Regions from separate parts of the Homo sapiens genome. Here region 1 is linked to region 2. A link is an interaction called in ENCODE POLR2A ChIA-PET data of the cell type or tissue named here. Cell type or tissue: GM12878. All regions are shown on one strand. Each heading gives the region's core, and the rest is flanking DNA. Links, peaks and the distances in the headings are about the cores only. Region 1 has its middle 5.7 kb from the start of MTMR6. Region 2 overlaps LINC01053 (long intergenic non-protein coding RNA 1053).

Region 1 (2,917 bases), core at 284-2,783, 110 kb after region 2:
GAGAATTTGCCTATTGTTAAGCTTCATTATTGAATGATGGGGTAGGGGCTTGGTACTTTTGTTGGGGGTCCCTACATCATTATTTGAAGACCCTGTGCATGTGAAAGGCACAGGGAGCTCTGGGAACAGATGTCCTGTTAGCAGCAGTAGCTGAGTAGAAGCCCCAGTCAGGTACCATATATAGGATCCAGATGATCCAGGCCATCTGCCTCTCTGTTGCCAGCTCTCCCCTTGGTGATTACTGCAAGGAACAAAGAGACCCATTTCCCCTCAATACAAGGGGTGGGAAATGAAGAGACATTGGAAAGAGAAGAGGTTCATTCACTAATATTTGTTTTATTGTTAGTAATATTTATAAAGCACACGATCCAGTTTCAGAGGATTCAATATGCACCTGTGTTCCTACATTCCTATCCTTCCCTTTAAAAATGTTGACATACAATAAAATTCATCAGATTAAGCATTTTCTGCTGCCTGATCTCATCAATTATGCCAAGAGCACACTTAATACTGTTACAATTCAATTGAGTAGTCCACTGCAACTTACAAACTAATCTGAAGGAAGATAATCAGGAAGAGACTTGTTTTTAGGGTTAGTTAGACTGGTGAATATCAAAATACCAGTGTAATCATTGACCACAAGAAAGCAGATGGGAATGAAAGTCAGCATGTTCTCTTCCTATAAAGCGTGGGGGGAGGTCACATTACAGTTGAGAAGATTGCTTAGTTAGCATGAATTCAGAGCAGGGGAAACTAGCTGCATGATAGGAGAGGCTGTTGCCATTCAGCAAAGATCTTGATGCATCAGCCAGCCTATCAGGATGTACCAACCACAAGAAAAGGCAGGAGGGGCTCTGGGCCAGGCAAGCCTCTGGAGGCAGCCCTGAAGATTCATTATTTGAGGGAAATATTAGATTTCCCTAAACTAGGCCTCATTATTGAACAATCCTCCCTCTAAGGGCCCTATTCTGCCTTTAGATATGCCATTTCATCTGCTAGGTTCATATCAAGATGTGGTATAGAAGCTATGCTGTCTTTTTAAGGAGACATATCTGTAACTTAATTAATTTTGTTTTAATGTATATATTTATAATTTCCTTTATCATCCAACTTCTAGGAGACATCAGGTTTTTTCTTACATGTGCCTACAAAAACAACTTAAAATAGTGACATGACTAATATTTGATGATTTTAAGAAAATATCATTTTCTTAATTGACTTTGCAATTAAAGACGGAGTTTTTTTGCACAAAAAATTGAAAGTTAAAATTCACAAAAAGCATGAAAGAAACTACTATTACGGTTTGAAATAATGAGGAATCAGATTTTTTTTTTTTTTGAGACAGAGTCTCACTCTGTTGCCCAGGCTGGAGTGCAGTGGCGCCATCTCAGCTCACCGTAAGCTCTGCCCCCTGGGTTCAAGCCTCAGTCTCCTGAGTAGCTGGGACTACAGGTGTGCGTTACCACACCCAACTAATTTTGTATTTTTTAGTGGAGACGGGGTATCGCCATGTTGGCCGGGCTGGTCTCGTACTCCTGTACTCAAGTGATCTGCCCACCTCGGCCTCCCAAAGTGCTAGGATTACAGGCATGAGCCACCATGTAATCAGAGTTTTCTGCATTTGTTTCTCTGTAATGTTTAATGCTTATTTTTACACCACTAAAAAAAAAATGAAAAGTGCCCCTATAAAAGGCACAAGAGATATTTGATATTTTTATTATTATGTAAGAAAATATTTTACATTTAACAATAAAATATTGGTGCTTTTTTTGGGGGGGAGGCTTAAACAACAGAAATTTATTGTCTTGCATTTTTTTTTTTTTTTCTTTAAGTTCTGGGATACATGTGCAGAATGTGCAGGTTTGTTACATATGTATTAATGTGGCATGGTGATTCGCTGTACCTATCAACTCATCATCTAGGTTGTTTTGTTGTTGTTGTTGTTGTTGTTGTTTTGAGATGGAGTCTTGCTCTGTCGCCCAGGCTGGAATGCAGTGCATGATGATCTCGACTCACTGCAACCTCTGCCCCCTGGGTTCAATCGATTCTCCTGCCTCAGCCTCCTGAGTAGCTGGGACTACAGGCACGTGCCACCACGCCCAGCTAATTTTTTGTATTTTTAGTAGAGATGGGGTTTCACCTTGTTAGCCAGGATGGTCTCGATCTCCTGACCTCGTGACCCGCCGGCCTCCGCCTCCCAAAGTGCTGGGATTATAGGCGTGAGCCACCGCACCCTGCCGGCCCATCTAGATTTTAAGCCTTGCATGCATTAGGTATTTGTCCTAATGCTCTCCCTCCCCTTGCCCCCTAACCCCTGAAAGGCCCCAGTGTATGATGTTCCCCTCCCTGTGTCCATGTGTTCTCATTGTTCAACTCCCACTTATGAGTGAGAACATGCGGTGTTTGTTTTGCGGCTCCTGTGTGTTTGCTGAGAATGATGGCTTCCAGCTTCATTCATGTCCCTGCAAAGGACATGAACTCATTCTTTTTATGGCTGCATAGTATTCCATGGTGTATATGTGCCACATTTTCTTTATCCAGTCTATCACTGATGGGCATTTGGGTTGGTTCCAAGTCTTTTGCTATTGTAAATAGTGGATGCTTTTATAATTATGTTTACTGTTTACCAGCGAATGGAATATTATAAAAGCAATCACAATTCCTAATCTTGGTGCTTCTTAAGTAAGCATAAATCGTTAAAAGAGCAAAAATATTTCACTTGATTTCGTTTCTTGGCTTTTATTTCTAGGAGTTTTATGGAAGAAGGTGAAGTCTATGATTAGAATTCTCTGTGAAATCAAAGATATCTGAATTCAGATCTCATTTCTGCCACTTTCTAGCTGTGAATTTAGTCAAATTATTTAACTTCTCTAACTCTTGATGTCCTTATCTGTAAATAGTGGTACTTATCATTATG
Region 2 (2,917 bases), core at 321-2,820:
CCTCATGCCCTTTCTGCCTCAACACTGTTCACCTATTTGCAGCTTTCTGTTCTCCAGAGTCCTCACTGATGCAGGCACCAGATCAGTTGTAACAGCAGGATCTTAGAACCTGATCCTTTTATGAATCTGGGTCAGGAGACATGAAATCAGAGCAGCAAGGGCTGCCCACTCTTTAAGAAACATGGGCTTCTGCTCCCCTTCACTATTTATTTTACAATAAGCAAAAGAAAGCCTCAAGAGTCTACCTTCAAGCTGCTTACAGCATAGCTCAAGGAGGAGGTATACATGCTAATAGTCAGAATATGAAACAAAATAGAATCACTCACTGCCTGGGTGCAGGGAACATGAGACATTATAGGGTTTATAAGACACATTATTTACACTTGGGCAGGTCACAAAAGGCTTCATGGAGGCAGTGGCGTATGGAGTAGATTCTAAATAGCAGGTAGGTGATGGCGAGGATGCAGAGAAATGGCTCTCATACCGCTGCCTGTAGATCTGGAAATTCATAGACATTCTTCAAAATGACCAGGTATTAATTTAAAATGCTTGTGCCTTTCAACCTTGTGATTTCAAAGTTCAAGTAAATAATCTGAACATAAACTTATTCAAAGTGTTAGTTAAATGATATTGCTGTTTAATGGAACACAGAGCAACCACCAAGACTTTGTGAACATCAACCTGATGCCAGCTGAGGGACCAGAGGGGCCCTCCTTGTAGTCTCTCAGATGTCTGATTAATATGCCCTGATTCTCCCTTCCACAATTTATGAAATGCAAATCTTTCCCATTAACTTTGTAGATTACCAAGAGCTTCTTTTCAAGTGCTTTTTTCTGGCTATGCCCTGCCCAGGGCTGCTTTAATTCAGTTCCTATTTCCCTCGAGTATTTCTTGATTTGGGTGATTGGCCATGGTTGTGCGGCTCCTGGATGGGGCTGGGATTGCACAGTCCGGCTCTGTCTCTCACTCACTCTTGCTTCCTTTACTTCCTGGAGCAACTGACAAATGATTCCCCACACTTCTCCTCAGAGCTTTTTTTCTTTAAAAAGGCAAGTTTTCCCCTAAAAGGAATTCTCATATCAGTTGCTAATAATATACATTTCCCCTCGCATTATTGTATGAAGAATTTTTTCATGACATGGGAAAATGCTTATGATAACATTTCTCCCCACTCCCTTCGGAGCAAGGAAAAAGCAACACACAATCTTGAAACTACACCCAGGATAGTGTCAACCATGTAAAACAATATGCATCAAGGGAAATTTAATCAACAGTAGCAGTGGCCAGCTCTGGATTAGGACGCTGGGTGATTTGTATTCTTCTATATGAATCTGCTGTCTTTACCAAGTCTTCAAAGATAACGCATATTTGGAGCCCAGGTGCCTGGGAAAATGGAAATTTTACTGTTTGGAAAAATTTTAAAAAATCAAAAAGCAGGGAGCAGCCAGTGTGGGAAAGACAGCTGCGGTTTCCTTTTCCCTCCAGGCGCAGGCGGCGCACCTGCCAATGGGTGCTTCTGCCCTCCCTACCCTGCGCTGGTAACTACCACCTCAAAGTGGAAGCTGGACAGTTCAAACGTTTGTAAAAGGCAGATCTCGGTGTTCTGACTTCTCCTCGTCCTGTTGGTAGACTGCCTCCGTGACATGCTGGCAGGATTTCTATAAGGGCACAGAAGGCACAGGAGGGTGGGTGAGGACTCTGTGGCCTGCGAGTGCGCACCGGGTGCATGTGCTAGTTTTGGGCCGCCCTACAGATTCCTAACTCACCTTCAGCAACGACCTGCACCGTGAACCACACTTTCCAATACAGATGGTTCCCTTTTTGGCAGACTAGCAAAACTCGGGGGGCTACCCACAGAAAGTGCTCATCTTGCTACCTCTGTTCAACATTTAGCTTCTGACTAATCAATCCGAAACTATCACCCCACTGCAGCCTTTCTGCAGCTGACACAGGTGAATTCATGAAGACCGGGAAGGGCTCCTAATATTTCCATCTGAAGCGGGATCTCTGAAATTTCATAGACATGCGGTCACGCACACATCTTTCCAAGGTCTCAGAAGCACAACAGCTATTCACAGCTTCTCTGAGAACAGACAAGGGGCTTGCAGGTGGGTTGTACTTGAATAAGCTTCTTTCTTCCCTTCCTCCCTCCAACAACATGAAGCACCAGAATAACTCCCTGTTACTAATGTGCGAGAAGTTTCTTGTAGGTGGTCCATGCGACACTATTCTTTCATTGCAATTCCTTCCTTCCTTCCTTCCTTCCTTCCTTCCTTCCTTCCTTCCTTCCTCCCTCCCTCCCTCCCTCCTTTTCTTTCTTTCTTTTTTTTTTTTGGACAGAGTCTTGCTCTGTCGCCCAGGCTGGAGTGCAGTGACACAATCTCGGCTCACTGCAAGCTATGCGTCCTGGGTTCACACCATTCTCCTGCCTCAGCCTCCCGAGTAGCTGGGACTACAGGTGCCCACCATCACACCTGACTAATTTTTTTTTTTTTTGTATTTTGAGTAGAGATGGGGTTTCACCGTGTTAGCCAGGATAGTCTCGATCTCCTGACCTCGTGATCCGCCTGCCTCAGACTCCCAAAGTCCTGGGATTACAGGCGTGAGCCACCGCGCCCGGCCCCCTCTTTTCTTTCTATCTCTCTCTTTCTTTTTTTTCTTTTTTTTTTTTAACTGGGTCTTGCTCTGTTGCCCAGACTGGAGTGCAATGGTGCGATCTCGTCTCACTGCAACCTCCGCCTCCTGAGTTCAAGCGGTTCTCCTGCCTCAGCCTCCCGAGTAGCTGGGATTACAGGCACCTGCCACCACACCCAGTTAATTTTTGTATTTTTAGTAGAGACGGAGTTTTGCCATGTTGGCCATGCTGGTCTCAAACTCTTGACCTCAGGCGGTTGGCCTGCCTCGGCCTCCCAAAGTG

Evidence for each region. Peaks named below come from ENCODE experiments on the same cell type or tissue, not always from the same donor. Only the 100,000 strongest peaks of a DNase experiment are listed, where the experiment ranks them.
Region 1: POLR2A ChIA-PET joins it to region 2 with 7 read pairs; 2 of 35 experiments call an interaction of 5 or more read pairs at or near these places.

The regions. Positions count from the first base shown.
Region 1 is chr13:25,291,709-25,294,625 of GRCh38, forward strand. No RefSeq gene overlaps it. Among named protein-coding and RNA genes, the nearest start is that of MTMR6, 5.7 kb to the left of the region's middle. In GM12878, for the core only: no CTCF peak of the experiment used is centred there; no DNase peak of the experiment used is centred there.
Region 2 is chr13:25,184,592-25,187,508 of GRCh38, forward strand. LINC01053 (long intergenic non-protein coding RNA 1053) reads left to right here. Exons shown (of 3, transcript NR_120427.1): 2 at 1,933-2,108. Among named protein-coding and RNA genes, the nearest start is that of LINC01053, 4.7 kb to the left of the region's middle. In GM12878, for the core only: no CTCF peak of the experiment used is centred there; a DNase peak (open chromatin) is centred at 1,846; H3K4me3 peaks cover 801 bases.